Linked DNA regions of Homo sapiens: region 2 is linked to region 1. Evidence: chromatin contacts called from ENCODE Hi-C or POLR2A ChIA-PET data. All regions are on one chromosome and are shown on one strand. The core of a region is the stretch at or near the end of the contact, and the rest is flanking DNA. Distances in the headings are between cores, read along the strand shown.

Region 1 (5,006 bases), core at 373-2,872:
GGACTGTATATTAGTGAAATTTGATATAGTATTCTAGACATGTCTAGAGGGATACATAACAGGCATACACTAGGAAAGCCAAAACTAAAACTAAAAAAAAAAAAAAAAAACCTCAATCACATGGCATAAAAAGTCATTGCTGTGTTTTACAAGACAGTCCTGTAGTCATTCAAAACTGTTTCCCCATTTGAGTCACTAGTTACTCAATATATTTTCTCCCATGAATGTCTGTAATATGTATTTTAGCAAACAGAAGAGTATCAAGAAACAATGTAGTGTAGTGAAACAAACATGGGTTTTGAAGTTAGACAAACTTGGGTTTCAATCTGATGTTTGTTTGTTTTTTTGATATGAGATGAGATCTGTATTAGTCCATTCTCAACGCTGCTGATAAAGACATACCTGAGACTGGGTAATTTATAAAGGAAAGAGGCTTAATTGACTCACAGTTCAGCATGGCTGAGGAGGCCTCAGGAAACTTACAATTATGGCGGACGGGATGCAAACTCGTCCTTCTTCACATGGTGGCAGCAAGGAGAAGTGCGAGCAAAGTGGGAAAAACCCCTTATAAAACCATCAGATCTTGTGAGGACTCACTTCGCTATCATGAGAACAGCATGGGGGGACTGCCTCCATCATCTAGTCACCTCCTACGAGGTCCCTCCCCCAGTGCATGGGGATTACAATTTGGATTACAATTCAAGATGAGATTTGTGTGGGGACCCAGAGCGAGACCTTGTCAGGATCTTACTGTGTTGCCTCTCTGGGCTCAAGCGATCCTGGTACTTCAGCCTCCTGAGCAGTTGGAATTTCAGGGGCACACCACTGTGCCTGGCTTCCAGTCTGATCTTAAAGGATATGACCTTGCATATGTCTCCCCATCTGAAACCTACCTCATGAGTTTAAGGATCAAATGATGTTTTTACGTAACAGTAGTAACTATTACCATTATTATAATAATTTGGAGTTATTACTTGAGGGAAAAGTAACATTTTTAAAGAAAATCGGTTGTTCCAATTAGCATATTCAGAGACGGTTGTATGTGTAGGGGAATTATGATACATTTCCAAATGTGTACTGGGATTTTTTTTTTAATATCTGCAGTTTTGGTATAGCTGTGGTAAGTAAGCCTTTGGGGTGAAAAGGTTGATTTACTAGAGATAGGCTGTGATGTGCCAGCTAGTATTACTCTACAGTGTTCAAGGATCTGTGAGAAGCAATACTTCCTGTACATTTTCAGGAGTAGAAAGGAGCAGTGGTGGCCCAAAGTGCCTGGCCGCTGCACAGTGGTCATGCCCCCTAAAAATTGAATGAGTCTGTAGAGTGAGCCCAATCTAGCCCAGGAGTGTTTGAACTCTGGGTCACACTTTAATTTGATTAACACTTTCACTTATTAATGGTCTTGATTTGTCTTGGCACTTTGCAATTAAATGGTCTATACAAAGACTTTCTCCTTTGGACACAGCGTATATTTGTCGTCTAACTACAGAGTTTAGCATCAAATAATTTTATGACAGACCACATTTGGCATGCCTAGTTATTCAGGGAATTTTCAAAGAACCATAGAGGGACTTTTTAGTCACACATCCTCTCTGTTCTTAGTCATCTACTCCTTTTATGGTAGTCATTAGCCAGTATCTCTCAACCTCTTCTACAATGTTTAACAGTTAGTGTACACTCTCTGTAGCACTGGTTTTTTTTGAGCTCTGTGTACTTAATAATGAGACAGTCAGCATATACTTGTGAAAACATAAACTAAATGTTGGTATATTCTCCGCATGGTTTCTTTTTATAGAACCACAGTTGTTAACACACATTAACTACTTCAAAATCACTAATTAAAACATTTTCTCATCTGTATTTTGGGAGTATTATCTTTTCTCCCCTCCAGTTGTACCACTTAAGTATCATTGGTTACATTCAGAATTAAGGGACAAGAGAAATGAAAGACAGTGTGATTTAGAAGTTTTCCTTTAATGCATAGGAAAACAGACGTTTTCATATTCTAGGTAATCAGAAGTACCTTCTACATTTAACTACTTGACCCTAATGACCTGGTCAAATTCCAGTGTTGCACAATTGCATTGTACCTTCCCTAATACCCAGTGAATTTAATTGTTTGGCTACAAACTATTCCCCTTAACTTTTTAGAACCATTTTGTAGGCTGTGCTCTTATAAAGATATATCAAAAGCCGCACTTGTCACCTTTTCTAAAAATGCAAGTCATTTTCACCCCCTCTCCTTCTAATCCTTCTACTTTCTCCCCATATTTATAAACACATTTCCCAAAAAATATTCAATCTTCTTTTTCATGGATCCAAAAGACATTGGACATATGGCTTGAACACAACACTGGGGTAATAATTAATTAAGGTAAGAAAGCAAGGATTTTGGAAAGTGTGGGTTGATGAGTCAGATAATGGTAGGATTTTTCTCCTGATCTCTGGTAAGGTATTACAAAGTTCTCTCCTAATTGTCTTGCAGGCCCCTGACAGCATATCCTGAATTAAACTTGTTCTGTTTTCCCAGCTTACCCTTCTAAATTCTCTATTTCCTGTCACGGCATCTCTCTCCATCCCTTAATCATCTAAACTGGAATCCCAGCTCTCTATTTCACACCCCATATCCAATCCCCTCGGCCCTTAGGGGAGAGCGGGCAATAGATCCTGGCTGCGCTGGTCACCTGTGGGCTCCAGCAGCAAACAGGTGGGTTCATTTCCTGCAGTATGCTGTACAAATGTTTTATTTTTGTATGCCCTGATGTGAAAAGGTTTGGAAAGTATTCAGGATAGAATTTACACTCGTATGAAGGCTGTGCCAGAAATGACCCCAACTGACTTCTGCTTCATCCTCTCCCTCTCTCCTCAAGTACATTTTATGTTATAACCTCATCAAAAAAAGTCTCAGTATCCTAAATACACACACTTTGCCATTTTATTTCCCCATCCTTAATTACATCATTTTGTGGTTGCTTCTCCCTGTTTCTGCATGGTGAAATTTTATTCCTCCTTTAAGCGTAACCCAAATGTTATCTCTTCCTTGGCCTTAGTAGGGAGAATTAATGGTGTTTTCTTTTGTGATTCCAGAGCTTATGCTTTTAACCATTATGCTATGGTGAGCCAGTAAATCTCTATTTCTCTGGAATTAGGCTACCTGGGTTTAGATCCCAGCTATATAGCAGCTGAATGACTTTGGGTAATTGTGTAAACCTTCAAGTACTCAGTTTTGTTATTTGTAACCTGGATATAACAGTAGTCTCTAACTGTGTCACTAGGATTAAGTGACAGAGAATGTTATTTAGTGCACAGTAAATGTTTTCTTACAATGATTATCTGAATATTTATCAAATATTTGGAAAAAAAAAATCTTCTTGTTGTGTGTCCTGTACTGGGTTGTAACCTCCTTGAGGGAAGGGGCTGTATCTTATTCCTGTATCTTATTCATTTTTGTCCAATATTTATGATAGTGCTTGGCACTATTATTAGTATTAGCATTAAGCATTCTATAGATCTTCCTCTCCACCAGGAAGTATCTCCTTCAAATACCCTCACAACAACTCTATGAGGGAGATACTGTTTCGTCCATTTAACTAAGGCATAGAAAGGTTAAGTACTTTGTCTAAGGCCACAAGCTAGTAAGAATTTGGACCCCAGGCAGCCTGGAACAAATTCCAAGCTATTAATCACCACACTAGGCTACCTCCTAGTAGGTACTTAGTAAATCTCCATTGGAACAAATAGATGAATGAGATTCAGATAAACAGGCAGGTGGGATGGAGTGCTAGGAAATGGTCCTATTGAAAAAGATGTGGGTAAGAAGTGAGGAAAAAATTATCAAGAGCTAGACTAAGTGAGTAAGAGGAAACATTGATAATAGTACTATAGTAACACCAGGGGGTAATCAGTATTAGTGTCCTTTGCAGATACATAAAACTTTATTTTCTGAGTTGGAAAGCTTCTGGATTGCAAAAAGTAGCTTTATGCCTCAAATGAGCTCAGTTTATATCCCAATTAAAATATATTACAATGAGAATTTATTTTTCCACCGTGATAGAGTTACTGGCACTGGTCCTCCCTCCTATTTCAAGTAACAAGAAAACTGGACACAATGTATGAAAGAACTGTTTCCAACACTGGACAACAGGCAGTGCAGACAGGGATCTCTAAGAGAGGGGAACAGAGTCAGTCTTGGGATCACCACAGGTTTCTGAGTGCAGGCACTATGCATCCACCATGTAGCAGAGCTGAGGGAGGAGAGAGATTGGAGGTCAGTGAAGCTGAAAAGACTGGGACTTGTGAGGCAAAGTGCCAGAGAGGAGGGAGCTATGCAGAAAAAGAACTTCACACATCTGCATAGGATCCCTTGAGTTTGTTGCCAGATACTCAGCTATGCATGCCTACAGTTAAACTCCCCATGGCCAGATGTGTTGGTGGTTCCCAGATCACCCTCTGTTTGATGACTTTCTAGGAGGACCCACAGGGCTCAGGATGTACTCCTGGCTAAGATTTGCTACAGTGAAAGGCTACAAAGCAAAAAAACAACAAAGGGAAAAGATGCATGAGATGAAGTTTGGAGGAAGCCAGGCACAACAAGCTTCGAAGAGTCCTCTTCTGGTGGAGCCACACAGGATGCACCTAATTTCCTTAGCAATGAGTTGTGACAACACATGTGAAATGTTGTCTACCAGGAAAGCTCATTAGAGACTCAGTGCCAGGATTTTTATTAGGGGTAGTCACATTCTGCCTGCCACATACCAAAATTCCAGACTTTCACAAAGAAATCAGGTGTTCAGCACAAACCATATTGTTTACACAAATAATTTAGGCACTGTGAGCCACTCTTAACAGGGTGTTCAGAATGATCCTAAAATCCAAGTTCCCAGGTGTTAGCTAGGGGCCAACCTTGTAAGCAGGGCTTTCAAAAGGCAGCATTTGCATCTGCTATGTTAACTTTTTAATACGCTTTGGGCAGAGAACTGTAAGAGATCCCAGAGGACATTTGACAA
Region 2 (5,361 bases), core at 2,521-5,020, 220 kb before region 1:
CTAAGCAGGGTTTTGAGGGTCTTAATCACCCTTCTCAGGACACAGCAAGAGTTATGAATTAAGAGTCTGGAGGGAAGTGGGGACCTTAACTTGGGAATAACCCTAGCTCCTGGCCCTGTAGCCACTTTTCCTGTCCACATGGGGTTTCAGGCTGACAAGTCCCCTGACATGGCCCAAGGGGGACTTAAGAGGTTCCTAAGAGTGCTGAGGGTGTCACCATGGGTGGGGTGTTAAAGGAACTTCCTCTGGAGTGATGTCCTTCTCTTGAACTAGGAGTATCTAATTTGGTCCAGGTGAGCTTTTCAGTTTAGGGTAGTGAAGGGCGGTCCCTGGATCAGAAGCGTCAGCATCACCTGGGAGCTTGTTTGGAATGCAAATTATTCAGGCCAGACCTCCCACTGAATTGAAAATTCTGAGACTATGGCCAAGCAATCAAGCCTCCCCAGGTGACTGTGAGGTAGGCTCAAGTTTGAGAAACTTTAGAAATCGACTCCTTAAAAAATCCCAGCCAGAAACGGCGGGTCATACCTGTAATCCCAGCACTTTGGGAGACTGACATGGGAGGATCCCTTGAGCCCAGGAGTTTGAGACCAGCCTGGGCAACATAGGGAGACTCCCATCTCTACCAAAAATAAAAAATTAGCCGAGCATGGTGGCACATGCCTGTGGCCCCTGTTACTCAGGAGGCTGAGACGGGAGGATTGCTTGAGCCAGGGAGGTCGAGGCTGCAGTGAGCTGTGATTGCACCACTGCACTCCAGCCTGAGAACAGAGCAAGACCCTGTTTCAAAACATTAAAAATCCTCTCTCTGTCTCTCCTTCTCACACCCACACCTCCCACAGGCTCCCCACCCCGACTCCCCGCCCACACACACACCCATATACTTGGCCAGCAAAGGGCTGTAGTTTGAACATGTGGTTCAAGGAACACAAGTCGTTGCACAGCTGATACAGAAAATCCGAAACTTCCCTGCCCCCAGCCCTCCATCAGGAGTCTCCGGCTTCCACGACCACTTTCACACAGCCCTTATTGAACTCTTGGTTCGACCCTTACTTTTGCATTCCAACTGGATACAAAGCTGAGGACTGTTTTCCTATTATCTGCCAGATGAATGCTTGGATCGGTGTCCAGGCTGCCCGGTCGTGCTTAGTAATCGGAAACAGAGACAGCGGAAATCTCAAATTCTGGTTTCCTGCCGGGGAGCCAGCTCCAAGTCTGCGGGAGAGGAAAGGACGTTGTGACACAGCGCCACCCTGTGGCAGAAAGGAGAAGAGCCGCTCTTGGCCTGTTGTCTGCATTGGATCTCAAGGCCTGGGGTTGTCAGAAACCTGAAACCTTGCAGAACCCCAAAATAACAAAACTGTCATTTAAAGAGCACTTACTGTGTGTTAGGGAGGCACTGTGATAATTGTCTTATATTGTTATGGCCTCAGAGTTTCCCATGAGATGGATACTATTTTCTGAATAAGGAAACTGGAGCCCAGAAGGGTTAAGAAATTTGCCTAAGTTCACACAGCCAAGAAGTAGCCAGGCTACACATCCGCTGAGTGTGGTCACAGAGGCCACAATTTTTTTTTTTTTTTTTTTTTGAGACAAGGTCTCACTCTGTTGCCCAGGCTGGAGTGCAGTGGCACGATCTTGGCTCACTGCATCCTTGACCTTCCAGGCTCAAGTGATCCTCCTGCCTCAGCCTCCCAAGTAGCTGGGACCACAGGCATGCACTACCATGCCCGGCTAATTTTGTTTATGTTTTTGTAAAGACAAGGTCTCCCTATGTTGCCCAGGCTGGTCTCTAACTCCTGGGCTCGAGTGATCCTCCAGCCTCGGCCTCCCAAAGTGCTGGGATTGCAGGCATGAGCCACTGCATCCGGCCGAGGACACACATCTAACCACCACTCTGTCCTTCCAGTCACCTGCTCAGCAGAGAACATTCCCTATAGCAGGGCTTCTCAAACTCACACCTGCAGGAGGCACTGGGGAATCTTGTTAAAATCCAGATTCTGATTCGGCTGATCTGGGGTAGGGCCCAAGAGTCTACGTTTCTTTTCTTTTCTTTCTTTCTTTTCTTTTTTTTTTTTGAGACGGAGTTTCACTCTTATTGCCCTGGCTGGAGTGCAATGGCACAGTCTCAGCTCACTGCAACCTCCGCCTCCTGAATTCAAGCGATTCTCTTGCCTCAGCCTTCCGAGTAGCTGAGACTACAGGCACCTGCCACCACGCCTGGCTAATTTTTGTATTTTTAGTAAAGACGGGGTTTCACCATGTTGACCAAGCTGGTCTTGAAGTCCTGACCTCAGGTGATCAGCCTGCCTTGGCCTCCCAAAGTGCTGGGATTACAGGCGTGAGCCACTGTGCCCAGTCTGAGCCCAGTCTACATTTCTAAGGGCTCCTAGGTAATGTGGTGCTGCTGGTTCGTGGACCACACTTGGAGAGGTGAGGCCCTAGAGCAGCTGTCCAGTAGAACTTTCTGTGATGGTGGAAGTGCTCTAACTCTGCGCTGTGTCATACATCGCCACTGGCTGCAGGTGCTATGGAGCACCTGAAACATGGCTACTGCAACAGAGAAATACATTTTAATTTTAGTTCATTTAAATTAATTTGAATTTAGCCACATGCACATAGTGGCCTCCATACTGGATAGTGCAACATCCATCATGAGTGGGGGCTCAGGCTTGTCATTCAAGAGCCAAAATACCATGGTAGGTTAAAGCAAGACTATATAGGGTAACAAATTTTTGGAGTCATTAGAGATAGTATATTCAACACTGCTGTTTTACATATAAGGAAACTGGCCAGAGAGGCAAAGTGACTTGTTGCAGAGCCACAGAGCTGTTCCTGGCAGAGGGAAGGCTTCAGGTTCAAGGACAGCATTCTCCCTACCATGCCACATTTTGTTCTAGGCCCACTGACCTTCAAAAGAAAAATGTACATTTCCAATTTTGGGAAATCCAAGCTGGGTGTGGTGACATGTGCCTGTAGTTCCAGGTGCCCAAAAAGCTGAGCTGGGAGGATCATTTGAGCCTGGGAGGTTGAGGCTGCAATGAGCCGTGATTGCACCACTGCACTCCAGCTTGGGCGACAGAAGGAGACCTTGTCTCTAAAAAAAAATAATAATAAAAAAAAATAAAAGAAAGAAAATCCTCTATAAACAAAATGTAGCTGTTGGTAATAGTCAAATGCTATTTATTACTTTATACAACGTTTGAGGCAGTTAACCAGGTTTAAATGTTATCCAATTTCCTGAGGGAATTAACTGATTTTTGGCTACATTTGCAAGACCTGCATCACACGAAAAGAATCATCCCTTTTTATGGGATGTTTTGCAACACGAAGTTCTCTGGCAAAACCAAATTAAGACCAACCCCTGTTCAGGCCTCCCTGGTGTGTAGCTGGTGTCTTACCACATGGACTTCAGTGGGTACAGGTGTGCAAAGCAGTGATGGTACTCAGACAGACAACTGAACAGGTTGTTCTGTATCACACTGGAATGAAGGATTTACTTGATCTTTGAAAACATTTTTTTTCTGGTTGTAAGGCAATATATGTACATTATATAGAACTTGAAAATTGCGGGGAAAATACTGTGTTAGTTATTTGTTGTTGTGTAACAGGTTATCTCCAAAACCCAGCAGCTTAAAATATCAAACATCTGTTATCTCACTATCACTGAGAGCAGCTCAGCCAGGTGGTTCTTTTCTTCCTCTTTTATGGTCTCGTCTGAAATATGCTGGGTAGTTCTGACTCAGGGAGTCTCAAGAGGTTGCAGTCCAGATGTTGTCAGGGCTATTCTCATGTGAAGCCTTGGCAGGTTGCAGGATCTGCTGCTTTTTCAGCGTTGTGATCATAGCTCACTGCTGCCTTGAACTCCTGGGCTCAAGTAATTCTCTAGCCTCAGCCTCCCAACTAGCTGGGACTACAGATGGATTGCATCAGTGGCCTGCTAGGGTCTGGTTCTAAGCTCACTCATGTGGCTGTTGGCAGGAGGCCATGGCTGGGCCCCTCTATAGTGCTTCTCAGGACAAAATTTCCCTTAAGAATAAATGATGTGAGAGAAAGAGCAAGAGAGACAGTGTCCAAGATGGAAACTACAGCCCTTTATATAGCCTCAGTGGGGAGTGACGAACCTTCACTTCTGCTGTATTCTATAGGTCACCCAAACTCGCCCTGTTACAGAGTGGGAGAGGGCCACACAAAGGTCATGAGTACCAGAGGTGGGGTCGAAAATAAAACTCACCTGCAACCTCACTCTCCATAAACAATCACCGTGACATTATGAGGTGATTCCATATACATCTATTTACATGTACAGATTTTTTTCTGACTCTTACTTCATATGTTATTGTCCATATTTCCCCTCTATCTCCCTTTTCAGATGGAAATCCAGCTTTATTTAACCTCCTTTCCCTGAGGAAGAGGTACATTCAATGTTTATTATTATTATTATTACTTTGAGACAAAGACTTGCTCTGTCGCCCAGGCTGGAGTGCAGTGGTGTGATCTCGGCTCACTGCAACCTCCGCCTCCCGGGTTTAAGCAATTTTCGTGCTTCAGCCTCCTGAGTAGCTGGGACTATGAGCACGCATCACCACACCCGGCTAATTTTTGAAATTTTTTTTTTTTTTTTAGTAGAGACGGGGTTTCACCAGGTTGTCCAGGCTGGTTTCTGGTTTCCATGTTGCTGGTATCCCCTTATTCGATTATTTCAGCAAGGCTGATGTACTTCTTCCTCTTGAAAAACTTAAACTCATTCAAGAGTATGTGTTCTGAGGGGCAGGTGGGAGAGAAGGAAGAAGGCAGAAAGGAGAGGTGAGAATGGGGGGTGGGTGGTGTGGCAAGACTTCCGGGGTGACGCTGCAGAGGGTGCCTCTGAGGAATCGAGTCTCCGGGCCCACCAAGATTGATTCGTGTACCCCAGCCAGATGGGGGGCTTCCACGGACTGTGTGGAGTGGAAGAAGGCTGTATCCATGGACTCAAAAATCACAGGAGAATGCCAGTGTTTTGCAGCTATGGACGAGAGACCCCAGCACAACCATGGCAGTGGGAAACCCTAAAAATAACTGGGGACAAATTTTTATCAGGATGAATGAGAGCTCAGAGGCAGGACTAAGTTGATTAAAAGGAAATAAAGGAATCAAATATGTCTTGCCCATATAGTTTGTGGACTTATTCATACCTGCTACACACACACACACACACACACACACACACACACACACAACATTCTTTTCAAACTGTCATTTGTAGTCTTATTTTTGTATCTACCTTTTTTTCACTTCGTTTATGTAATGGACATGATGTAATGTCATTATCTGTACTTCCCAACCGTGTCCACAAAGTATTTTGTCATTTAGATTGCCACA

The links. Hi-C counts contacts between places; a loop is a spot of excess contacts on that map. ChIA-PET counts read pairs that join two places held with the same protein, here RNA polymerase II (POLR2A). Pooled maps may share reads with other maps.
Region 2: a loop to region 1 is called in a pooled map, with 5 times the contacts of the local background. The contact joins two enhancer-like sites. A Hi-C loop is called at or near these places in 1 of 37 single-sample maps with no recorded cell type and 3 of 50 pooled maps. POLR2A ChIA-PET finds 5 or more read pairs at or near these places in 2 of 52 experiments (GM10248 and OCI-LY7).

What each region holds. Positions count from the first base shown.
Region 1 is chr2:64,695,492-64,700,497 of GRCh38, reverse strand. No RefSeq gene overlaps it. Among named protein-coding and RNA genes, the nearest start is that of SERTAD2, 44 kb to the right of the region's middle. RefSeq lists enhancers at 402-461, 1,539-1,608. Within about 2 kb of position 1,622, at least 3 of the 41 ENCODE cell types and tissues checked have a DNase peak (open chromatin) inside an H3K27ac peak, as active enhancers do.
Region 2 is chr2:64,913,705-64,919,065 of GRCh38, reverse strand. All of the region lies in intron 1 of LINC02245 (long intergenic non-protein coding RNA 2245), which reads left to right. Among named protein-coding and RNA genes, the nearest start is that of LINC02245, 16 kb to the left of the region's middle. RefSeq lists enhancers at 882-961, 1,972-2,021, 2,392-2,581, 3,495-3,574. Within about 2 kb of position 3,770, at least 6 of the 41 ENCODE cell types and tissues checked have a DNase peak (open chromatin) inside an H3K27ac peak, as active enhancers do.